Regions from separate parts of the Homo sapiens genome. Here region 1 is linked to region 2. A link is a loop called in an ENCODE intact Hi-C map of the cell type or tissue named here. Cell type or tissue: Calu3. All regions are shown on one strand. Links, peaks and the distances in the headings refer to the core of each region. The heading gives the core; the rest is flanking DNA.

Region 1 (10,608 bases), core at 2,062-7,061, 55 kb after region 2:
AAATATGAGTTTGCTAAGAATATTTTTGGTTTGTTAATGACAATAACAATGCATGCTCATAAAAAATTATTTTGTCAGGTATGAGTAACTTCTATGGACTTTCTCATTTTTAGCTCATTTATAATAACTTCTAATTCCTGACTTAAACTATAAGGTAGAAAAGATGACGTGGGAAAAGAGAAGAGTAGTTCAGATTCAGTGTTTGAATGTGAGGTGTTTGTGGGACTTTCAAGGAGAGATGTCCAGGAAGCACTGAACTTGTGCATGTCATGGTTTAGGAGAGAAATCTGGGCTAAAGATGCAGGTTTGTGTCAAAGGATATTGGTGCTAGATGCAGCTATGTATGTGGAAAAATAAGGACATATGAGGAAGAAAAGCCCTGGGCACACCAATGTTTATGGGATAGTAGAAGGGAAGTCCCTGAAGAGAAGGGAAAATAGAGGACAAAAACAGGGCATGGTATTAAGGCTAGGGAGGAAAGCATTCAAGGAAGGGAGAATGGCCAACAGCATTATCAGAGGATGCTGAGACATCTGTCTCATGAATTTGACTAGTCTAGGTACTTCATATAAGTGGAATCAGACAATATTTTTCCTTTTGTGGCTGTCTTATTTCACTTAGCATATCATCCTCAAGTTTCATCCATGTTGTAGCCATATGTCAGAATTTCCTTTCTTTTTGAGGCTGAATAATATTCCATTGTACCAGTATGCCATGGATAAGAATTTTAATGTGCATCTGGTAACCTAAACTTTATGGAAATACTGTCTAAAAAAGTTATTAAAAACTGAAAATTGAATTTTGATTGAATTGGTTGAAACAATTGGAAGGTATAGAGTCCTGAAACTACAAACTAATTTAGACAGTTTCTGATAAATAACATTTGTACGTTCTCTAGCATAGAACAATTAATACTGGGAGAAACAAAACAATAATAAGAGTTTAAATTGTATGAGTATATGATTATTCAGATAATTTTGGTCTGTCTTCTTAAATGCTGTAACAGTTTTTTTTTTCCTTTTATACCTTTATTCACATACTTATCTGGTTCTTTTTTTTAGAAGAAATTCCTAGACATAGTATTCCCAGGTCCAAAGTTGGGTGTGTGTGTGTGTGTGTAGTTTTTCTTCGCTTGTTTCTAATTTTATGGAGTTTTCTTTTTTTTTTGAGAAAGACGGGTAGTGGTTGCACAACATTGTGAATATACTGATGCCATTGAATTGTATACTTTAAAATGATTAATTGTATGTGAATTTCACCTCAATGAAGAAAAATGCTGTAATAGTGGGAATTTTCTTTAAGCTTGGAATTGAGGTTGTATTTTTACTACAAATGTCATATCACATGTGTTGGTATACAATGCTGATACATTTATAATTAAATGGATTGATTTAATATTATAGTTCATTATTCATAAAAACAGAAGGAAATGAGCCTTTTAGAGATACATTTGCACACATGGTTCTCTCTGCTCAGTATCTTTTCCAAAGTTTGTTCATCCTGCAAGGCGCAACTTATTGCCATTTTCTTATAAGAGTCTTCCTCATCACATAAAAATAAGTGTTTCCTTCTTTTTATACTCTATTATAGCACTTAGCCTCTGCCTGGTTGGGTCTGTTCCCTCTGCTGAACTGAAGGTTTCTTGAGAACAGGATCATGCTCTCTTCCCCTTTGTATTTATCAATCATATAGTATATATACAGTCAATACTAGTTATGTTAAAACTTACTGTATATAAAGCATTGAGCAATGTCCTTTGGTTGACAGTCACTGTTCTTGAAACACTTAGATATAGTCAGTATAGATCGACCATTCACACATGAACTCACTTAAGGACAAAGGCAAAACACTTATCCAATGCAAAATTATAAGCAATAGAATAAGTTGGTTATAAGACAATTATCTGTAAAATACCATGGGTGTGTATCAAATTATTTCTCATGTAACAAAACACCAAACAGAAAGAATTAATGTGTGCGACCAAATATTGAGCCTTAGATGTGGCTAGTTTTAAAGATCTGAGGATAAAAACATGCAAAACAAGACATTCTGGAGAGATAGAAAAACGACAAAGGGAAGTGTGTCATGGGATCCTGGAAAAGAGATTCTTATTAGGGAAGTGGGCAAAGATAATCTGGGTCTCTAGAAAAAGATTAGAAATCTCTGAAGATGTGAATAATGACAAAATGCCTGTAATAGAGTTACAAATTTACTCACATCTCCACTCAGATTTGGAAAGAAAATGTTGTCTCTTCATTTCTCTGTACCAGTCAGATTGTCTCCATGATGTGCACCTACAGGGTAAGGAGAACAAAAAAGGAAAAATCTAAAATATAGTCCCATTTGAAAAACTAAATCCATTAGAGTATTAGTCCCTGGTAAAATGAGCAGTATCTTAGAGGCCCTCTTCTTCAGCCATTATCTAAATGGTATTTGCAGTTTGGGAGCATACAGCTTATTTGACATCACAGGGGCTGTAGGAAGGGGTTACCTCCTAGGGCCTCACTGGTTTGTGCTGTGGGGCAGCACAAGCCAGTGAGGCCCTGATCTGCTGTATGGGCCAAGTGGCGGTGGAGCATCTGTGCAGTGTTCTCGCATCTGCTGAGAAAGTGTAAGCTGGGGGAACTCAGGGTGTGGACATTCTGGACTTGGTCAGGGCACAGTTTTCTTCCTGTTGACTTAGCCCCTCCTTAAGCCTCACAACCATTTGGCTACACAGCCCCTGAGCCCTGACTTGAGAGTTCTCTAGACCAACCTGACTCTCAATTTACTTCCACCTGTCTCCCTCAGGGCACACAGGTACTTGTGAGTCCTATCTCTGACACACAGGAGGCAGATTAAAGGAGGAAGCCACACTCAGGCCTTCTTTTGGTCTACTCTCCACCACCAAGTGATCTGCTCTATTGGGCCAGCCAAATATGAGAGCCTTTGGGGGCATCTCATTCCATGTCACACATCTTCTCCCATGAGGACTTCAGCCTGGAAAGAGGAGATCTAGACACAAGGGTCTCTCTGGCTTCCTCAATCTGCCATTCCCTTTCTCTTCCATTCAACTCTTCGGACCAACCAGACAAGATTTTCCTTCTTCCTTTTTGACTAGAACCTCTTTTTCACAAAACTCTGTGATTAATCTTGCTAGGCCAGCTTCTAGAAGTTTTAAATGGGAAAAAAGGGAATTTAGAAAATCCTCTCAGATATGTAGTTTTCAAGGCTACTGTCTGTCAGCACACTGCCTTTTAGAATATCTTTCCTTCTCTGCGTTTTTGTTGAAATTCGCCTAATTTCCACTAAATTCCCAAGTCCGACTATGGGAAAAAAACATTCACAAGGAAATATAAAAAACATAAGCACATCACATTTCTGAAAATACTATGTCCATATATTATACCTATCCCCCTAGAACTCTATTCTTTCTCTAACTGGAAAAATATATAGATTATACTCCTGTGCTCTCTGAGATTTTCCTTAAGAGAAAACTGAAGTTTGATTTCTGAACTTCTAATGCACTTTCTTTTCATTAATTTTTCCATGTTTATAGATTCTTTCTGGGTAATTAATGTTACATTCCTTAGTTTTCTAATGTTATAAAAATGTTTACTTTTAATTATTAAGCAATTCATATTAATTTCTGAATCTTAAAGATAAAAGCTAACTGAGTTTGTAAAAGCATTTAAATACCCTCTTTGAACTCCATTGGGTTTATTTATTTTCTTTATGACCAGTTCAGTTCACAATGCTGATTTTAATCCAAATATTTGCCTTCCAAGATGCTGGTTGTACCATTTATAATCCATACTGTACCTCTTTGTAGATTACTGCTTGGCATTGCTGCAAAGTGAAAGAGAATTTAATTTTCCTGATGCTGTTTGATTATATTTACCTACTGAAGTTTTCATTGTGAAACAAGCCCTATGAACATTTACAGAATGCATGTTTCCTTTTTTTCTAAACTCTTTCTAGTTGAATTGGTTCTACACCAGTTGTTTTTAAACAGTGGAAATATAAATATATTTTTGTCAAAAGGAAAAATTTGAGAGTGTACATGGATAGCTTCTGAGAAGGTGGATCAAAAATTCAATTACGTGATTTCATCAAATAAAAAAGTAGTAGACACAGTTTTTTCTCTAAGTACCAGTCATATCAATGGGAAAGGATATTTAAACTAGAAGTTATAGACATAAATTCATTTTAATTATTGTGCATTTTCCCTTACTGTTCTATCAGATTACCATGTATAGCAACTTGCCATTCAGCAGTTACTCATTTCTAAGGTTGTAAATGTCGAGAAATACCAGACTATCACCCTGGACTCTGTAGTGTGATTGTTTAATGTGTATGTGGTTTCATACCCAAATGAGTCATTCTGCCAAGAACCTTGAGAATATCGGTCTAGTCTAGAAATTTCAATCTTAATGATTGATACTCAGCTTTGGCATAAGATTATGCATCATTAGAAAGAGGATGTAGGTGTAAAATGGTTCTGTGCAAATACAAACATTATTTACTTAAGCCCACAAAATCTTGACTAGTCATTTCCTCTGCTAAACCTTTCCATTCCCACTATTTTTTAAAATCATCACTTGTATCACCAACTGCTCATCAGTAAACCTCATATCTCTAGAATAATCTCTGCTGTCGTATTTGTATTTCTAGCATATACTATGATGTCTGACTTAGTAGCTTCATAAAAATCTATTGAATGGGCCAGGTGTGGTGGCTCATGCCTGTAATCCCAGCACTTTGGGAGGCCGAGGTGGGCAGATCACCTGAGGTCAGGAGTTTGACAGCAGCCTGGCCAACATAGTGAAACCCCATCTCTACTAAAAATAAAAAATTAGCCAGGCATGGTGGTGGGCTCCTGTAATCCCAGCTACTCAGGAGGCTGAGGCAGGAGAATCGCTTGAACCCGGGAGAAGAGGTTGCAGTGAGATGAGACCATGCCATTGCACTCCAGTCTGGGTGACAGAATGAGACTCTGTCTCAGAAAAAAAAACAAAAACAACAACAAAACAAAACAACCCGAAAACCAAAACCAAACCAAAACAAAAATGTATTGAATGAATACTGACTTCAAGGTACTCAGGAGAAAGCCATCTTGTATGTACCTCTGATATTTTCATCCAACACTTCTTTTCCTCAATCTTTTTCCTAGGTATTTCTACAGCTTCTAGGGTTTTGTCACTGTTCCTCACAATGTTCTCCTATTTTGTCAACCAGTAGATATAATAGCTCTGAATGGTCATATATATGTTACTGTTATCAGCGCTTTTGTTTTACAGGAAAATTGAAGAGAATTGGAGATTTTAAATTTGGGAGAGTGTCTTTGGGAATATCAGTCAATTGAGGATGAATAAATCTGCTAGTGATCATCATACCAATTCATATGAAAGTTTTAAAAAACTGGATATCAATTTCACTGCATGCTACTCTTTGGGGGCTCCAATCTTTAGAAGAGTTTGGACTCAACTTGGTAAACACATTTTGAACCCAGTACACCTCTCAAGAAACATCTTGATGAGCATGATATAGAGGGCATACCTTGCCAAAGAGTAAAGATATATATTTTATCTTTAATGAGAAAAATGCTGATTTTTCATGGGATAAGAACAGGAAATCCTTTTAGAATCATCAAGGGCAGCATCAAAATGGGAGATATAAGATGGAAAGTTTGATTTGCCTAGGAAGAGGAGAGTAAAAATGCTCTTTGAGTTTCGGGATTTGGAAAGAAAAAATGCCCACTGCTTTGCTTGAGCCAAAATCAAGGCTGTAAGACAGCTGATATGTTCAGTTGTTAAATTATAAGCAATTCTATACTGGTTGGTATAATAGCTGCTATATTTACCCTATTCCTTTTGCTGGAAATAGAAGAACTTCCAGTTAAGTAACTAACTGGTGAATGCTCAGGAACTTCCAGGACCCTTTTCCAGCACTACAGCTTGCTTTAGTCCTGTTTCATCTATACCCAGATTGTGTTAGCCCAGCTGGAACATTCTGAGTTTAGGCCTGCCAAACATGAGGTGGTAGAGTTCCTTTCATGGCAAACCAGCACCCAAGATAACAAGCAGGGCTTCAGAGGACCCAGCCCCAGCCACTCTGCCAATGTCCAAGCCTGAGGTCAGCTTCACCCCTTACAAGTCTAGTGCTCCACCAGAGGGATTCTACAGCCCCCCACTTCCTCAGGCATAACTGCCATCATATTTTGAAACCATCTGCCTGCAGAAAACAGCAATCCATGTCCATAGAATTGGTCCACCACAGCCAAGTCCTCATAGCCTGTGCTCTACACTTCACACCCGTGAAGCAACAAGGAGTAGGAAGATCTTCAACCTAAACAGCTGAGGTGACTTTGGGGAACAGCCTACCATGCATAACCCTGGGAGAGGCCTGTATCCACCCAAGCCTAAGTATTACTGGTAACTTGGCCCACAACTTTCCAAGGCTAAACTTTATTCTCTTTGACAGGCAGGGCATTGAGACAGGAACAACGCAGTCTGGACTGAGACATCAAACATGCAAAAGCACCTGTGAACTGTGGAGAGTTAAGATATATTACTTCTTCCTGAAGTGTACTTAGACAAAATATTGAAAAATAAATAATCATGCTCTCATTTGGAAGAAAATTCTTTGCTGTCTCTTTTTTTTTTTTTAACATTGATCAACTTTCCTCTTGATCTCAATAATCTATTGCCGTTTTTGTCTAGCTTTTCACTATAACACCTATTTCTTCATGGTTATTGACCTCCCAAAGATGTCCATGACCTAATCCCAGGAACTTGTCACTATATGACTATATTATGTTACATGGCAAGAGGTTATTAAGGTTGCAAGTAGAATTAAAGTTGTTAATCATCTGACTTGAAAACACGGAGATTATCTTGGATTATTTGCATAAGCCCAATCTTTAAAAGCAGAGAAACTTCCCTGACTTTCTGGCCAGATAGAGAGACTTGACAACAGAAGAATGGCCAGAAAGATGCAACTTGAGAAGGATTCAACCCACCTGTTATGGGTTATATGTTTGTGTCCCTTCAAAATTCATTTCGAAACTTAATCCCTATTGTGATGGTCTTAAGATGTAGGGCCTTTGGGGAAGTGATTACAACATCAGGGCTCCGTCTCCGAGATAAATGGGATTAGTGCCCTTATAAAAGAGGCTTCAGAGAGCCGCACAGTTCTTCAATCTCTTCTGTCAGGTGAGAATACAGGAAGAAGGTGCCATCTTGGAAGCAGAAGATGCAAGTCCTCACCAGATGCTAAATCTGCTGGCACCTTAATTTAGGACTTTCCAACCTCCAGAAATGTGAGAAAAAAATTCAATTATTTATAAATTACCCAGTGTATGGTATTTTGCTATAATAGCAACAATGGACTAGGACACGACTATTGCTGACTTTAATGATGGATGAAGGGGACCATGAACCAAAGAATGTGAGCAGCTTTAAAAGCTTGAAAAGGCAAGAAAATGCATCTTCCCCTAGAGCCTCCAAAAAGGAATGCAGCTCTGCTGACACTTTAATTTTAGCCCAGTGAAACTTGTGTTGGACTTCTAACCTATGGAATTATAAGATAATAAATATGTTTTGTTTAAGCCATTACATTTTTGGAATTTGATACTACAGCAATAGAAAACTAGTATACCAACTATCCCTGCCCCAACCCCACCAATACCAAACGAAATAAGTTTATAATACTAATGACACTACTCTCTTAGGCCTCATTCTCTGAAGCAAAGAAAGATGAAAGCTGTCCCTCTGAATTATCTTTCATTTGGGAGACATTTGTTTTGTTGTTGGTCTCTGGTCACAATAGCCAAGATTTGGAAAAAGCCAAACTGAATAATGCTGTGGTGAATGGGCTTGCAGATATTTCTTAAATATAGTGATTTTATTTCCCTTGGATATATACCCACAGTGGGATTGCTGGATTACCCAGCAATTCTTTCCTAATTTTTTGAGGAACCTCCATACTGTTTCCTATAATGGCTGTACCAATTTACATTCCTATTAACAGTATACCAGGGTTCCCTTTTCCCATATCCTTATCAACACTTATCAGGGATGAGGTGATATCTCATTGTGGTTTTGATTTGTATTTGTATTTTATGATTTTGATTTGTATTTGTATTTTATGATTTTCTTGATGATTAGTGATGTTGAGAACACTTGCATATATAGTATCTATTGGCCATTTATATGTCTTCTTTGGAAAAAAAATGTCTGTTGAGGTCCTTTGCTCATTTTTATGTCTCTTATGGTCCTTTGGCCATTTGTATGTCTTCTTTGGAAAAAATGTCTATTGAGGTCATTTGCCCATTTTGGGTCATTTGGGCTTTTGCTACTGAGTTCTATTAGTTGCCAATATATTTTGGATATTAACCCCTAATTGCATATATGGATAGCAAATATTTCCAATGATTCTGTTGGTTGTCTTTTTATTTGGTTGATTGTTTGCTTGGCTATGCAGAAACTTTTTATTTTGATGTAGTCCCAGTTGGTTATTTTTGCTTTTGTTGCCTGTGTTTTTGTTGTCAAATCCGAAAAATAATTGCCAAGACCAATGTCAAGGAGCTGTTCCCTTCAATTTTCTTCTAGGAGTTTTATGGTTTCAAGTATTATATTTAAGTCTTTAGTCCAATTTGAGGTTATTTTTGTGCATGGTATAAGATAAGGGTCCAATTTATTTTTTTTGCACGTGGAAATCCAGTTTCCCTGTTTCCCCAACATTTATTGAAAATTAATTGACCATATATGTAAGGGTTTATTTCTGAGCTCACTATTCCATTCCATTGGTTTGTGTCTTTTTATATCAGTATCATACTATTTTGGTTACTATAGGTTTGTCATGTAATGTGGAATCAGGAAATGTGATGCTTCCAACCTTCTTCTTACTCAAGATTACTTTACCTCCTCAGAGATATTTGTGGTTCCATGTGACTTCCAGAATTGTTTTTTCTATTTCTGTGAAAAATGCCATTGGGTTTTAATACATATTACAGTGGATCTGTAGATACTTTTGCGTAGTATGGACATTTTAACAATATTAATTCTTCCAACCCAGGAATGCAGAATATATTCCCATTTTGTGTCTTCTTCAATATCTGTCATCAATATTTTATAATTTTCAGCACACAGAACTTTCACATCCTAGGTTAAATATATTCCTAAGTATTTTATTTTTTGATGCTATTGTAAATGTTCTGTTATTTTCACATAGTTCATTTTTAGCATATAGAAACGTAACTAATTTTGTATGTTGATTTTGTATCCTGCAACTTCACTGAATTAATTTATTAGTTTTAAATTTGGGGGGTAGAGTCTTAAAGGTTTTCTCTATATAAGGTCATGTAATTTTCAAACAGAGATAATTTTGTTTTTTCATTTTCTCTTTGAATATCTTTTATTTGTTTTTCTTGCTCGATTGCTGTAGTAGGACTTCCAGTACTATATTGAACAGAAAGTAGTGAGAGTAGGCACCCTTGTCTCAGGTTCCTGATCTTAGGAGAAATGCTTTCAGCTTTTTACCTTTAAGTATGATGTTAGCTGTGGACTTGTCATGTATGGCCTTGTTATATTCCTTTTATACCTCATTTGTTGAGCATTTTTACCATGAAAAAATGAATTCTGTAAAATGCTTTTTCTGCATCTATAAATGTAATTACATGATTTTTATCCTTCATTTTGTTAATGTCATGTGTTGCACTTATTAATCTGCATATATTGAACCATCCTTGCATCCCAGGGGTAAATTCCACTGGTCATGCTGTATGATCCTTTCAATGTGCTGTTAAATTCAGTTCACTAGTATTTTTCTAAGGATTTGTGCTTCAAAGTTCATAAAGAATATTGAACTAATCATTTCTGATAGTGTCTTGTTATTAGGGTAAGGCTGGCCTCATAAAATGAGTTTGAAAGTGTTCATTCCTCTGCAATTTTTTGTAATAGCTTCATAAGAATTGGTATGAATTCTTCTTTAAATATTTGGTAGATGTAAAAAACCTGCACATGTACTGCCTGAATCTAATACAGAAGTTGAAATTATTTTTTAAATTTTTTTTTCTTATATGTTTGGTAGAATTCTACAGTGAAACCATCTGTTTCTAGACTTTCCTTTTTGGGTCATAGTGCTTACTGATTCAGTGTCCTTACTTGTTTTTGGTATGTTCAGATTTTCTATTTTGTCATGATTCAATCTTCATAGGTAGTACATTTCTAAATATCCATTTCATCTAGGTTATAGAATTGGTTGACATAACTGTTCATAGTAGTCACTTACAATCCTTTGTATTTCTGTGGTATCAGTTGTCTGTCTTCTTTTTCATTTTCGATTTCATTTCTTTGATTCTTTTCTCTTTTTTAATCCATCTAGCTAAAGGTTTTTGAATTTTGTTTTTCTTTTCAAAAAACCAACTGTTTTCTTGATCTCTGTATTGTTTTTCTAGTCTCTATTTCATTTACTTCTGTTCTGATCTTCATTATATCCTTCCTTCTGCTAACTTTGGGTATAGTTTGTTCTTCTTTTTCTAGTTCCATGGGGTGTAAAATTAGAATATTTGAGATATTTATTTGTCTTCATGTAGGTATTTATTGCCACAAATATCATCTTAGAAAT
Region 2 (10,608 bases), core at 2,273-7,272:
GAGATGTTGAGCTTTTTTTTTTCATATATCTGTTGGCCGTTTGTATGTTTTCCTTTGAGAAGTGTCTGTTCAGGTCCTTTGCCTGTTTTTTAATCAAGTTTTTTGTTTTCTTGCTATTGAGTTGAATTCCTTATATATTTCGGATAATTAGTCCCTTATTAGATGTGTGTTCTGCAAATATTTTCTTCCGTTCTGTGGATTATCTGTTTACTCTGTTAATTGTTTCCTTTGCTGTGCAGAAGCTTTTTTGTTTGATGCAATCCCATTTTTCTATTTTTGTTTTGTTGCCTATGCTTTGGGGATCATATCGAACAAATAATTGCCCAGACCAATGTCATGGAGAGTTTCCCCTATGTTTTCTTCTGATAGTTTTACAGGGTCTTATGTTTAAGTCTTTTATACATTTTGAGTTAATTTTGTTGATGGTGTGAGATAAGAGTCCAATTTTATTCTTCTGCCTGGGGGGATGAACAACTGGAGTCATAAATTCATGGTTTTATTCAGCAAATATGTGTTTGCTTGTTGGGCTTGTTGGATGTTCCAGGTATTGTGCTACGTGCTAGGGTAGCATAGTTAAGCTAATAATGAGCAAGACATAGTTAAGAAACGTTCCGTTTCTTCACTCTAGAAATCTACACAGATAAGAAAATGAACAATTATAGAGAAAGCAATAAGCAAAGGTAATAAGGGAGCAGAGATAAGGGATCACTTAACTCAGAGACACACATCAGAGGAGGTAATGTCTGACCCAAGCCTTGAGTGTTCTGACGCATGAAGGGAAGACAAAGGGTGATAAGATGATAGTAGGAGATGAGGACATTCCAGTTCTCAGCATGACATTGGGAGGGCCTTTGGTGTGCTGAGAAAACTAAACATTACGTTGAGAGCAACGACTTCTTCTGGCTATTTGAGGTGATATAAGTGTATAAGGGTTACTAGATTCCTTACCAAGAAATTCAAAAGCAAAGGGGAGTTATGAAAGAGACATGTTGGCCGGGCACAGTAGGTCACACCTGTAATCCCAGCACTTTGGGAGGCAGAGGTGGGTGGATCATGAGGTCAGGAGTTTGAGACCAGCCTGACCAACATGGTGAAACTCCATCTCTACTAAAAATATAAAAATTAGCCAGGCGTGGTGGTGTGCACCTGTAATCCCAGCTACTCGGGAGGTTGAGGCAGGAGAATCGCTTGAACCCAGGAGGCGGAGGTTGCAGTAAGCTGAGATTGCACCACTGCACTCCAGCCTAGGTGACAGAGTAAGACTCCATCTCAAAAAAAAAAAAAAAAAAAAAGAAAGAAACATGTTAAGACTTATACTTCCAAGTTCACCGAGGTATACCATGTTCATGCTGGTAAAGATGTGGAGAATGTACTAGAGAGTGAAGACTGGAGGCTGGGAAAGAGTTAGGAAGATGCCTTGAATAGTTCAGGGAAGAAATTTTAAGGCTTAGAAACAGGGAATTTTTGTCCCGGGATGAAGTTGAACAGGCGGATAGAGAACCCAGTGATTGATACATAGCAGGTAAGGTGAAGGGGAGGTTTCTAGCTTGGATGAATAGGCAAAGAGTGTGCTCCTAAACTGACCAGGTTAATTGGGATTAAAAGGAAATATATCACCCTGAAACCAAGGATGGCAGACAAGGAGGAGCCATGGATAAAACTTTACAGAATTAAGTTTCAGAAAAGATGATCGGGTTGGTCTGGCCAAGCTGCGTTGCCACCACGTCAGAGGGTGCAGCTGCCTATGGGGACTCCCATCTGGCAACCTTGACTTATACCCATTCTTCTTTTAAACTTCCCTGGCTCTTGGGAAATCAGTATGCATCACAGTTCCTGACAAATTAAGAGTCCAGAGAATACAGCAATTATATGATCTAATCATACTAATGTTTCAAGTTGTCATAAAGTTACTAAATTTGTATCTAATATCATTTAAGTAGTAACTAATATAAAAGTATTTCAGCATCAGAATTTAAAATGTGAATCTGTCATTATGCATAGAGTTTTCTATTCACAGCAGTTCTACTTATATCCATATACACGATGGGCTTTGCCACTTACACATATTGAAGCTAGGATGTCAATTGGATAGGGCTCACAATCTCAAACTCATGGAAAATTTGGTAAATTTATCTCTAATGCCTATTCTTGTAAATGACAGATTTTTCACTGAAAACAGGGAATCGAGACAAACATCCTATGTAGACTTCTTAAAGATCATGAAATGATTCTAAGTTGGTGCAAAAAAAAGTCTCAAGATGCCTGTCATGAATCTCTGCAGAACTCTGTCTGAATTCCATGTTACAAATGCTTCCCAATTATGGTAGTAAGATATGGAAGAAAATATGAAGAAGTAACAACTTTTTATAGCACACTAGTATATCATAAACACATATAGTATTCATTTTATTACTATATTATTCTTCCTTTAATACACATAATACTTAAAAAAATTTTTTAGCTTAGAAAGATTATAATTTTTTAAAAACTCAGTCAGTTCCATAAGCCTTTATTAATATTTTCTATGGAGATATGAGATTCAACTGATGTCATTTTTTCTTTTTCTTACTGCAGAGTGCCTTTTCAGGAATTAATTCTGCTGTTAGAGAAGTACCTATGTCTTCAGAGAATGTAAAGGTATGGAATATGTTCACTCTGCTTAAATCTTCCTTGGGAACTCATATTCTTTTTCTCTAGCAATGGTTGGAGCATGTGTTTTGGAGCACCCCTGGGAATAAAAAGAAACAAAACCTATTCTGCCATTGGCATTTGGCTTCCCCAATGTTTTCACTTGGTAGGTAGCTAGTAGAATGAGAAGCTGGGAAATTATAGCTACAGTCAGTCATTCCTTGGTATATGTGGGGGATTGGTTCTAGGGCACCTGGAGTATACCCAAATCTGTGTACACTCAAGCCCTGCAGCTGGCCCTTTGGAACCCACATATAAGAAAAGGCAGCCCTTGATATATGCAAGTTTTGCATCCCAAGAATACCAAATTTTTGATCCCCATTTAGTTGAAAATATGTGCGTATAAGTAGACCCTCGCAGTTCAAACCCATATTTTTCAAGGGTCAACTGTACTTTAATCTCCATGTTCATCAGCCAAATATACCATGCAATTGCAAAATTCCAAAATCAGTATTTCCTCCTGGGGAATTTCCTTAACATTTACTCTCATTCTTGTTGCCTAGATAAAACAAAACTATGAAGAATCTTAGAGAATCCTGTCTGGATAAAACACAATTAGATAATTTCAGATTGCATTTGAGTAATGATTAGACATTCTTTTCATTGCATAGTATTTTAATGTCTTTTATTGCTTCCATGGAAAATGTTATTTATATATGATTTTCCATATAGGCATATTCAGTGCTTTCTTAAATCAGCCATAAAAGTGAAACAGCCAGATAATTAAACACAAAGAACGATAGATGTTTGGATGGTTCTTAAATATCATATTTTAAATTTCATACATTTGTGATCAGTGTGATGATACTTTAAGGTCAATAAGAAACCATTTTCTGCTGGGTTTGGTGGTGCGTGCCTATAGTCTCAACCACTCAGTAGGCTGAAGTGGGAGGATTGCTCGAGACTATTTCTGGGCTGCAGTGATCTATGCCAATTGGGTGTCTGCATTAAGTTTTGCCTCTATATGATGACCTTCTGAGAGCTGGGTACTGGCCCAGTTTGGAGACGGAACTGGTCTAAACTCCTGTGCTGATTCATTGGTGCCATAGTGGCTGTGAATACTGAATTGCCACTGCCCCCCAGCCTGGGTAACATAGCAAGATGCCATCTCTGAAAATTATTTTTTTCTCAGAAAGAGAATACATTTCCCAGCCTTATCTGCTGCCTACCTCGTGCTGATCAGTAGTGCCATGGTCGCTGTGAAGAGTGAATTGCCACTGATCCGCAGACTGGGTAACATAGAAAGATGCCATCTCTGAAAATTATTTTTTTCTCAGAAAGAGAATATATTTCCCAGCCTTATCTGCTGTCTACTTCCTCAATTCTTCCCCCTCTCATGACAGCTGACAGCAAAGGCCCATGATTTAGGATCCTCTAAAATCCCACCTGGGAAATGACTTCTTGCTGACAGGAAATTTTCAGAGCTAAAATCATGTACAAAAAGCAATGGTTACTTTTTAGAATAATAGCTAAAATATAAAATACAGTAGAATCACTTTCATTGATTAATTTTTTGTTTGTTAGTTATTCACTCAACCTACAGCAATGACATAGCCAGAAACTCCCTGTTCTTAATGACGTAGTGGGTTCTCTGCCTGACAAAGGGCACCACTGTGCTTCAGGGCGCGGCTGCTGAATTCCTCTGGCTTTGGGTTCAAATTTCTGCTCTATTGTTTACTAGGTACATAACCTTGGGCAATTCACTTCACTTTTCTGTCTCCATTTTCTCTTTTGTAAACAGTGAATAATTCAGTAACTACTCAGGTTGCTGAAGCATTGAATGATATAGGCACATCAAGTGTTAGCATGGTGCCTCATATATGGTGGTTAATTATTACAAGTAAGATAATAACACTTGGTTACTGTACTTACTAGTGCTACTCTTTGACCACCTTGGGGGGAAAGAAAACCACTAAGATAATCCCCCTTATCATGAGCACTTCCTCTGTTGAAAAACTCAGTAGAATTCATCACAAAGAGGCCAGGATCAGATAAGAGGCCAGTCATAGTCTAGTCTTTGGCCACCTCTGAACTCCTCTGAACTCCCTTGAGCATGATATTTGCTGTACAGCCCTACACAGCAACCCTGGTAAACTGCGAATTTGTGGCAAAAAAAAAACCCAAAAAACAAAAAACATAGCATAACATTGTTGGCACAAATGTTTACATGTTGCCTTATCAAAATGTTGCCACCTGTAGGTCTTTAACGTTATTTTGAAAAATAACACTTTTAAATTTTTAGAGAAAATATCTGAAATGGCAGATTCAGCGTCATTCATGATCAATTTTAGTATTAGTGCATAGGGGAGCCCTGAGACTATTTTCCTCAATAGTTGAGTTTCCTCCATCATAGGTATGACTAAGGGAATAGAAAGATGAGAATTACTAGAAATTTAAAGGAGCGTTGTCAGTGAAAGTTATATAAATTGAATAAAAAATAGAGTGATATTAGTGATTCACCATTTAGATGGACTTTTTCTGCCAATTTAGGTCTTCCTTGCTATCCTGCCTCCACATTCCCTAATCCTAATACATGTTTGCTCATGCCTTTTGTGCTGTTGCCATAATAAGCAGCCCAACCCCAGCCCTTATCTGCAGGAAGGAAACTGGGGGTAGCAATAGCTGAACAAGAACCAAGTTGAACACAGCTATGAGCAACACAGATAAGCACAGGGACATGTCCCATATGCAGGATGGACTACATAATATGTGGGGCCCAGTGTAACATAAAAATGTGAGGCCCCTTATTAAAAAATGTTTTAGAACTTCGAGATGGTGACAGCCAATCATTAAATGAAGGATCAGGCTCTTTTAAGTATGGAACCCTGTGAAGATGCACAGGTTGGATGCCCATGCAGCTGGTCCTAGACATTTTTCCTTCCCTGTTACTGCTAGTCTTATCTGTACAGGAATGGCCTCTGGTGGTCCAGCCTTTTACCATGTCCATGGAAGTTTACCTTATTGTAAAACCAAGTAAGTATTCAGGTTTTAATGCCAGATACATGATCTAGCTAATGGTTTAGGATTAAATGATTCTTCTTTTCTAAAGCCTCAGAGACACACCTTTTAATCAACTGTCACCCCCGCATTGTCTGAAAACTAGACGTAGTGTATAACATATGAATGTATACAAAAGAAGAACCCTCAGGAGTTAATTCTCAGCATGCAATGGAAAATATAAATGGAAATACCATTGTAAGGCAAAAAAATTCAACAAGGGAACCATGAACTTCAGGTATATTATTTTAATTTGAATCAGTTATCTTAAAGACCCTATGAATATTTAAGCATTGTTTTTTTAAAGGCTACCGTACAGTGAGTTATACAAGTAAAACTGGAAAACTCTTGACATTCTTAATATTTGTGAGTTGCATGCCCCTCTGACAACCTGATGAAAGTCATAAAACTCATCCAGGTAAATATATGTTCCCATAAACACACACACACACACACACACACACACACACACGTGCTTCCCAAGCACCTTGAGATCTGTTCAGGAACTTGAGGCTAAACAAATCCTTGCTCTGAAACAAAGCTTCTGTTGCTGATCCTGAAGGACTCAAAGGGAGCTATTTTAAAACAGAAATAAAGATATAGATTTTATCTTATGGCTAAATGAAGTTAAATAAACAAGTTGGGGTCAGGTCATAAAGGATCATGCTAATGCTTTCTTTTCTTTTTTAGACGGAGTCTCACTCTGTCGCCCAGGCTGGAGTGCAGTGGCGCGATCTCGGCTCACTGCAAGCTCCGCCTCCTGGGTTCACGCCATTCTCCTGACTCAGCCTCCCGAGTAGCTGGGACTACAGGCGCCCGCCACCACGCCCGGCTAATTTTTTGTATTTTTAGTAGAGACGGGGTTTCACCGTGTTAGCCAGGATGGTCTCGATCTCCTGACCTCGTGATCTGCCCGTCTCGGCCTCCCAAATGCTGGGATTACAGGCGTGAGCCACCGCGACTGGCCAATGCTTTCTTAAAACATGTTTTGTGCAGAAGAATTTTAAATACAGACATCTCATTACACACCTAACTACGTCAGTATTCAGCTCTTAAAAATAAATGTATTTTCCTGCATAGCCAAAAGAATGATTTTTAATATCTAGCAAAATAAATAATTTCTTAATTTCATTTTAGACCCAGCCAAAATAAAATTTCTCCATTTTTTTCCTGTTTTGTCCAAAATCAAGATGCAATCTAGGATCATGCATTGCATCTAGCTATTATACCCCTTAAGCTGCATTTAGTCTAGAACAATCAAGATTGGTTTCACATAATTTATTGGAGAGAGCAGATCTCTGAATTTATCTGATGGCTTCTAAGTGTGTTTTAAATCTAACTCTCTCTTTTTTTTAATTAATTGGAAGTTCAATCTAACAGCTTGAACAAATTAGCTATTTGTCTAAGTATACTCATAGCTATTTGGGGCTAGAATGCATCGCACCTGATGCTGTGGTTAACTGCACTACAATAAGGACAGAGTCTGTCCCCTGTCCCACCACTACAACTGCTGACACTGGACACCGAAACTACAGAGCCACAGTCTGAGCCCTCCACTATGCTGTTCTATTTTTCCCTTATGATCAAAAAGTAAACTGTGTAGTACAACTATAGCATTGTATAGAGCTTCAATTCTCCTTCAACCATTTACCATGTCGTTTTAATTCTAAATGAGAATCTATGAATGAATCAATTACTGCAAAAGTGTGATTTTTTTCTAATTCTACATTCCTTCTATGTTAACTAGATGTTCTCTCATTACTTGGGGATACTGGGATAATCAATTTCCTACTGAAAAAAACAGGATAGTTTTTAAATCATTGATTTTATAAGAAAAGATTTGGTTTAATACCTAACCCAAATGATAATATATACACTTTTGGCCTTATAAAAAGAGTTTAATTGTGCATTGAGGGATTTTTATAAAATCACTTTTAAGCCAACTACAAAAAATTATTCTTTTTGATGTTCAATATATCAAAACACTGGCTTGTGGGAGCCCTTTCAAGCTGTGTCTACTTTTAAGATAACAGCATTCAATTTTGAAAATTATCTTGAGCTCAAATTATACAAGGATTGGTCTGTATCTTTTGTGTCTCCAGTCAATAATCAACCATTTCTTCAAGAAACTGATGCCTTTACTGGGGAATGATATCAGAGACCAAAATGTCTCTAAGTATACTCATTGATATTGGGGGTAAAATTACATCTAAGCCATATCAATGGACGTAGCAAGAAAATATATTTTTAAATCATAAATTCATTTGTAGATTTTGAATTCAATACTAACAATAAAATACTTTTATATAACTTCTTTGGTTTTGTAATTGTACCTCTTTTCTCTTGAATATTGAAAATCTTGTTATCTAATAGTTAATAACATTTGTTGGCGTCTGTACTTGTCCTGAGCCTGTTTTCCCTCACATCAAATAGGGGAAGATACCCTTCCTTTAGTGTATCACCTTTGCAGGCTCCCATGTCAGCCAATAGCAGTCACTGGTGGGATTGGGAAGTAGGACAAAGGAAGAAGCCAGAGTATTTCTACCTTTTCTGTCTGTCATGGAAGATGCTTCTGGATATGACTGCTTCTCATCTGGGGTTTCAGTGCTCCAGGATAGGCTGACCTGAGCTCCAGCTGCAAACAGGTGATCTGGTCCTCTGGGCTCTGAAACCCATCTTTACGTTTCTTGCTCCTCTAACCTAAGATTGGAGAGGCTTCCTGTGTCTCTAAGATCTGGGTGGCCTCGTTATCTCCTCCTGGCTTCTTAGTTATTCCATTACCTATGTAGCTTATTCTCTAAATTACATACCCTTTTGAAAAAGAGAGTTTTATTGTCCTGGTTGGACCTTGATGACAGAGCTTTATAATATTCTTCAAATAAAATAGTTATTAAATAAATACTCCTAACAGTAAAACTACTAAAGAAAGTTTAAAATGCCTTTGTCATTTTTTTCCCTATAGAATGCATCCCTAAAGATGTAGTCAAAGATCTATGCTCCAAAGTCACTTTAAATATTCTTTCTCTTTGTGATTACATTAACAATTTATATACAGTAATGTACATTTGCTTTAGTGTGTTTCTAATTTGTAGGGATTCCTTTTTCTTTTTTATCTTTTTTAAAAAAATTAGAGCCATGCATTTACATGGTATGAAAGTCAAAACTAAAATGTATACATTGGTGCCTCTCCTGATTTTTAAATGTATACATAGATGCCTCTCCTGATCTTTCTCACTTAATTTCCCCTCCCTGCTCTTCATAATTAACCATTTTTTTAGCTTTTTGTTCATCCTTCTAATACTGTTCTTTTTGCAATATATACATTTCCTTTATTTCTTGTATAAAAGATAGTATGACAAATACACTATTTTGTAAATACTATTTCATTAAATAATATTATCCCAAAAAATCTCCCCAGAGCAGTACATAGAGATGGTCCTCATTCTTTTATGCTGCTGCATATTACTCTGTCATATGAATGTGGCACAATTAATTCAGGCTATTCTATATTGTTAAATTCTTGTGTTGTTTCCCATTTTTGCTACAAAATAATAGCAAAATGAACAGCTTTGTTCATATGCCATTTTAGATTTCTATGGGTGTATTTATAAGATAGATTCCTAGAAACAGGATTGCTGGTTCAAAGTGTAAATGCATGTGGACTCTGGTTAGATTTGGCAAATTCTCCTCCACAGGGCTTGTACCTTACTGGAATCCTACCAACAATGCATGCAAGTGGCTATTTTTCTAGTCTCACCAACAAGGCCTACTGCTGTTTTTTGTTTGTTTGTTTGTTTGTTTGTTTGCCAGTCTGCTGGGTGATAAATGATACCTCAGCGTATTTCTTTTGTTATGTTTGAAGTTGAACATATTATCACATGTATAAAGGCCATCTGTTATTTTTCTATAACTTATCTGTTCATATGCTTTAACATTCTTGAAAAAAAAATAATGGGAAAAAACATTGGCCTAGAAGTTAGAAGATCAGGCTCTATCATAATTTTTCAATTCACTAGTCATGGTTTTCAAGCAGATCAGAAACTTTCTCTGAGCCTTAGTTTCTATCAGTCAAGTGGTTCTGACAATAAAATAAATACAGTATATTAATATTATTTTGGAATTTGCAATATATATTCACTTCTTCTTTATCACTCAAAAATTTATATTTCACATTTGATTCAATATTTTTTTCCTCTCCTCTCTCTTAACCTTTGGAGTCTATGTCCTGTAGCTTATAATCATCATAAAATTTGGAGAGAAAGCTTTCATGATTTTCAGATGTCCCACTTCTACTGATGATAGTGAGGTAGAAAGGGTGTCTCCTACATAAAAATTCAACAACCAGAAATTCATTTTAATTTCTACTATTATGCTTTTTTATTTATTTGGAATAAAACAGAGAGATTTCACAGACTGGAACATATTTACTATGCTAAAACCTGAAGACTGGTGCAAAAATGCCAGAGGAAGATGATAAATAAGAGTCCTAATCTTGATTAGACAACTACCAGAAGCACTAAACTGCCTCTTCCTGAAGTTTCCATGGGTCTGGGCAGTGGCTAGAGTGCTTTGCCATTGCTGGATGTGTCCTCAGTCAGAGTCCAAAGTTCCTTTTGATTGTTGTTTCAGGAATCTTCCTTAAAAAATGAGAATTATAAGGGAAATGGTAAAAATTCACTCCTCTTAGAATATTAGCTTTTTTGACACTGTTAATTGGCAAAATTTGTTGAAGGAGAAATGACAGCTGTTTAAATAACTAGACTGCATTCATTTTAATTATTGCTTTTGGCAGGGTTCAAAGAGTTTAATCTTTCCTAAATCCCTCGGTAATGTCTGCTCTCTAAAAGGTTCAGTTACCCTGGACAAGATCTTCATCAGCTACTTGCTATGCACTGGCAATGTTACTTGATATAGATAAGCTAG

The links. Hi-C counts contacts between places; a loop is a spot of excess contacts. Peaks named below come from ENCODE experiments on the same cell type or tissue, not always from the same donor. Only the 100,000 strongest peaks of a DNase experiment are listed, where the experiment ranks them.
Region 1: a loop joins it to region 2, with 5 times the contacts of the local background. A loop is called at or near these places in 1 of 110 quality-filtered maps.

The regions. Positions count from the first base shown.
Region 1 is chr7:17,257,035-17,267,642 of GRCh38, forward strand. LOC101927609 (a long non-coding RNA gene) reads right to left here. Exons shown (of 12, transcript XR_007060234.1): 6 at 2,218-2,294. Among named protein-coding and RNA genes, the nearest start is that of AHR, 36 kb to the right of the region's middle. In Calu3, for the core only: no CTCF peak of the experiment used is centred there; a DNase peak (open chromatin) is centred at 4,334.
Region 2 is chr7:17,202,129-17,212,736 of GRCh38, forward strand. It overlaps LOC107986772 (a long non-coding RNA gene), which reads left to right. Exons shown (of 3, transcript XR_001745107.2): 2 at 2,575-2,637. All of the region lies in intron 6 of LOC101927609 (a long non-coding RNA gene), which reads right to left. Among named protein-coding and RNA genes, the nearest start is that of AHR, 91 kb to the right of the region's middle. In Calu3, for the core only: no CTCF peak of the experiment used is centred there; DNase peaks (open chromatin) are centred at 4,313, 4,683 and 5,273.